2 separate regions of the Homo sapiens genome follow, and region 1 is linked to region 2. A link is a loop called in an ENCODE intact Hi-C map of the cell type or tissue named here. Cell type or tissue: heart left ventricle. All regions are shown on one strand.

Region 1 (2,500 bases), 460 kb after region 2:
AAAGAATGGAAAGCATGAACAAGGGCAATGACTACAGAAAGAGAAGTTTCTCGGGTGACTTATTGTGCTTCTCTTTATTCTAAAAGACTTTTTTTTTCTTCCATTTTAACATCTCTGAAATTGGGTACATCCCACCATCAGTGGCCTCTTAGATGTGATGGAATGTGGTCGTTTTGGGGCCCCCACCATCCTGGCTGCCTTCCTCTGGGTCTCTGGCCCTCCTAGAGTGGAACCACCCCAGAGTGGTGGCTGGCAGCAGCCCATGGCCCCACAGCTGTCAAGAGGGAGAGGAGGGGAAAAGCGTGTAGTGGACTCTGGTGCAGCGCTGCTGATGGCAGGAAACCTAATGGAAGCTCGCTGATCTGAATCAGCCTCCATGCCCCGCTCCACCAGCACCTCAGTGTCTATTGACACTGACAGGCTGCGGCTTCCCATCTGCTGTGTCCCTTGGTGAACTGGCTCACCTCATGGTGAGATCTACATGGCTAGGAGGTGGAAGGACAATTGCCAATGGGCTGTGCATGAAAGAAATATCCAGGACCTGTGAACCAGAACTGGCTTAGCTTCCTTCTGAACCAGCCCCTGGGCAGAACTCACTCTTTCAATTGAAAGATGCTTTTAGTATCAGTTTAGTCCAGAGGAGAGTTGCGTTATGGGGCTATAAAGGGAGGTATCAGAGAGAGATGGGAAAGAGTTGAGGTCAGATTTCAGCGGAACTTCCTGGTGGCAACTACAGTGCCCTGAGACACCTACTTGGTGTAAATACCATAATTCCCTTCTCTAGAGTCCTTGAGTATTCAACTAGATGATGCCGGGAGGCTTCAGTGCATCGCACAGAGTGAGTCAATGGAGCACACAGGCTTACCCTGCACTATCTCATTAAATCATCCCCATGTCCAAGAGTTAGTCACTGTTTTGCTACTTCCATCTAAGGATGGAAGACATAAAACAAACAAAGGTCACTTGCGTGTGTCAAGGTCACACAATGTTAAGGGGTGGGTCAGGACTTGATCCCATCTCTGAAGGTCCTTTACTCCCTGGCAGCACTGCCCAGTCGTGTGAGGCTCCAGCTGTCCCTGAGAAGGCTCTGTCATCTTCTAGTCTGTTCTGTACCTCTTTTTCTTTTTCTTTTTCTTTTCCTTGCTTTTCATGAACTGTATCTACTTCTTTTTCAAGGAAGGATTATCTACTTCCAGAGAGCTACTGTCTGGGCCCTTCTCTTCCAAATCCAGGGAGTTCCCTCCAATAACGATCAGAGAGCAGCCACTGTGCCTTGATGGTTTGCCGTGATCCAATAACGATCAGAGAGCAGCCACTGTGCCTTGATGGTTTGCCGTGATCCAATAATGATCAGAGAGCAGCCACTGTGCCTTGATGGTTTGCGTGATCTCATTTGATTCTTCTTCCCCTCCTTGGCCCCAAGCCTGGCCAGTTGTGCTAAAAGTAGCGCTGACCCAATCATGGTCTGTCCAGAGGCCAGGACTATTTTGACTCTGTCCTCAGGAATCATGTGGTCTGAGGCGTGTACGAGCTGGACTGCTCCCATGACCACTCAGATGTGGTGCCAGGAATGTTCTGGCTGACACACCTGTCCCCAGAGCTGCTAAACGCTGCTACTTACCCCACAGCCCCACAGCGTGCGTCCTGAGATACTGGACGTCCAGGAGGGATAGGTGGTGAGGACTTGCACCAGGCGGTGGTTAGGGGCTTTCTATCCTCATTCATAAGAGAGCAACCAGCCAGTTTTGGGTGGCATTGCTTCTCATAGCTCCCCACTGGACTGGAGCATGTTAATCTGTGTATTTGTGACATTCACTCAGAATGGGGGCCCGACAACAGAAGGCTCCTTAGAGACAGCAAACATTATTCTTCCAAGGAAGGCTGGAGGATTTCCTTCTCTGGAGGCCGTTAATAGTGGAAGAACTTTTCATCCTACTGGCTTAAATATAAGTCCCAGTGCAAGGCTCCTGCCTGGAACATCATCCTCTCCTCTACTAGATTGGCTTTGCCATTCTTCAAAGTCCAACTGAAATCCCCTTCCCTAAGGACTTCCTTCTTTTGTCACCAGAGGGGTACTTAGCACAGACTTCCCATTAATAGAGAGGCTTTTTCCTCCTTTTTTTCTTCCCATCTAGTCTGTGAGTTCTTAACTTCAGATATCTTTCACTTGCCAGCACCCAGGATGCGGCAGATGCCCAACAGTTGTGGGCTGGTGAACCAGCACAGCCAGCACGGCCACTAGCTCTGCTCAAGAAACAAGTCTGCGTCTCCTTATTGTGCTAGTTCATTCCTCAGTTCACTACACAATCCTTCAACGTTGGCCTCTTTGCCTGTCTGCACACTGTGCCTGGTCAGCACGGCCACTAGCTCTGCTCAAGAAACAAGTCTGCGTCTCCTTATTGTGCTAGTTCATTCCTCAGTTCACTACACAATCCTTCAACGTTGGCCTCTTTGCCTGTCTGCACACTGTGCCTGGTCTGCACACTGGAAATAAACAATG
Region 2 (2,500 bases):
CAGGCACTGCATAAAGTACAAGGAATAGAACATTGACTTAAGACAGACACAGTCCTTGCTTTCGTGGTGCTTGTAGCTGTTAGTCCCACTGTAGTGAGGATTTTACTTCATCTGTTTAATACAAAAATAGAACTCATCAGTCAGCAGTATTTGCCTATGCTGTTTGTTATGGATTGTAGCGATACTAAGGAAATGTAAAATAGGACCTTCCATGGGTTTATATTTTCAGGTAGAAATACAAAACTAATAGACCACTCATTGTATCAGATAATAATATAGAGAGATTTTCTGTGTTTTGCAATAAAGTTGTGCTATGGGAGTTCAGAAATTTTTAAGGAAACAGTAGGGGAAGAATTCATGGGAGAGATAGACTTGAACTACACATTTTGTATTGGTAAATTCAAGAGAATTTGTTTTTCTTAGAGACGGAGTCTCACTCTGTTGCCCATGCTGTAGTGCAGTGGTGCAGTCCTGGCTCACTGCAACCTCCTCCTCCTGAGTTCAAGAGAATCTCCTGATTCTCCTGCCTCAGCCTCCTGAGTAGCTGGGGTAGGTGCCTGCCACCATGACTGGCTAATTTTTGTATTTTTAGTAGAGATGGGGTTTCACCATGTTGGCCAGGCTGGTATCAAATTCCTGAGCTCAAGGGATCCGCCTGCCTTGGCCTCCCAAAGTGCTGGGATTACAGGTGTGAGCCACCACACCTGGCCGAGATAATTTTTTCTTAAAAACCACCCAAACAAAAAAAAAGCCTAGAATCTCCAATGAGCCAGGTGTATTTGGGAATAAGTAATGGAACCTTTCTAATTGGTAGTTTATAATGGAGAATAACCAAAAATGGGGTTGGATAAGGAGGAGGAAATCAGGTTATGAAAAACCTTAAATGTCACAAGATTTTTTAAAGTTTTTATAATACCCCCACACTTTTTTTTTTAAAAGGACATGAACTACTGAAGAATGCTCAGTGACTTAACTATTTTGAGCCTGTAAACTTTGTCCATATGACTCCATGACAATAGATGCTTTCTGATCTTACCACTTCTGTTGCAGTTTTTATCCACTAGATGTCACCGTGAAACTAGACAATGAGACAGTTCAGGCACGAACTCCCTTAGTTTATCTAGAACTGGTTGGGTAAATGGTACACATAATTCACTTTCTGAATGTTAGTACACGTCTCAGTTTTCTCGTGTTGGTGTTATAGAAACATGTGATCTTGGAGTTGGAAGAGTTTCAAACATTCATCTGACATGTTGAAACATTTATACATGAAAGTATTTGATGTCTGGAATATACTTAAATAATAAAAGAATGAGGTAAAGTAGGGAGTTACGGATGAAGCAAGATTGGCTAGGAGTTGATAGTGCTAAAGTGAGGTATCCATATCTGTCCATGGTGGTTCATTATAGTGTTCTGATTACTTCTGTATATGTTTGAAGTTTTCCATAGGTTTGAATTTATTTATATTTTTAATTAAATGTTAAAAAAGAATATTATCTGGTCCTATCTTTCTCTGTCCAAGGAATTCAGTTCTTTTTTTTTTTTTATTATACTTTAAATTCTAGGGTGCATGTGCACAACGTGCAGGTTTGTTACATATGTATACATGTGCCATGTTGGTGTGCTGCATCCATTAACTTGTCATTTACATGAGGTATTTCTCCTAATGCTATCCCTCCCCGCTTCCCACCATGCCACGACAGGCCCTGGTGTGTGATGTTCCCAACCCTGTGTCCAAGTGTTCTCATTGTTCAATTCCGACCTATGAGTGAGAACATGCGGTGTTTGGTTTTCTGTCCTTGAGATAGTTTGCTTAGAATTATGGTTTCCAGCTTCATCCATGTCCCTACAAAGGACATGAACTCATCCTTTTTTATGGCTGCATAGTATTTCATGGTGTATATGTGCCACATTTTCTTAATCCAGTCTATCACTGATGGACATTTGGGTTGGTTCCAAGCCTTTGCTATTGTGAATAGTGCTGCAATAAACACATGTGTCTTTATAGTAGCATGATTTATAATCCTTTGGGTATATACCAAGTAATGAGATGGCTGGGTCAAATGGTATTTCTAGTTCTAGATCCTTGAGGAATCGCCACACTGTCTTCCACAATGGTTGAACTAATTTACAGTCCCACCAACAGTGTAAAAGTGTTCCTATTTCTCCACATCCTCTCCAGCACCTGTTGTTTCCTGACTTTTTAATGATTGCCATTCTAACTGGTGTGAGATGGTATCTCATTGTGGTTTTGATTTACATTTCTCTGATGGCCAGTGATGATGAGCATTTTTTCATGTGTCTGTTGGCTGCATAAGTGTCTTCTTTTGAGAAGTGTCTGTTCATATCCTTTGCCCACTTTTTGATGGGATTGTTTGATTTTTTCTTGTAAATTTGTGTAAGTTCTTTGTAGATTCTGGATATTACCCCTTTGTCAAATGTGTAGATTGCAAAAATTTTTTCCCATTCTGTAGGTTGCCTGTTCACTCTGATGGTAGTT

Evidence for each region. A loop is a pair of places that touch in the nucleus more often than their neighbours do. Peaks named below come from ENCODE experiments on the same cell type or tissue, not always from the same donor. Only the 100,000 strongest peaks of a DNase experiment are listed, where the experiment ranks them.
Region 1: a loop joins it to region 2, with 11 times the contacts of the local background. A loop is called at or near these places in 32 of 110 quality-filtered maps.

The regions. Positions count from the first base shown.
Region 1 is chr11:125,424,263-125,426,762 of GRCh38, forward strand. The region is part of intron 10 of PKNOX2 (PBX/knotted 1 homeobox 2); the gene reads left to right. Among named protein-coding and RNA genes, the nearest start is that of FEZ1, 71 kb to the right of the region's middle. RefSeq lists an enhancer at 2,241-2,500. In heart left ventricle, no CTCF peak of the experiment used is centred here; a DNase peak (open chromatin) is centred at 1,493; H3K27ac peaks cover 1,379 bases.
Region 2 is chr11:124,961,116-124,963,615 of GRCh38, forward strand. All of the region lies in intron 4 of CCDC15 (coiled-coil domain containing 15), which reads left to right. Among named protein-coding and RNA genes, the nearest start is that of CCDC15, 8.2 kb to the left of the region's middle. In heart left ventricle, a CTCF peak has its summit at 1,045 (motif pointing right); no DNase peak of the experiment used is centred here.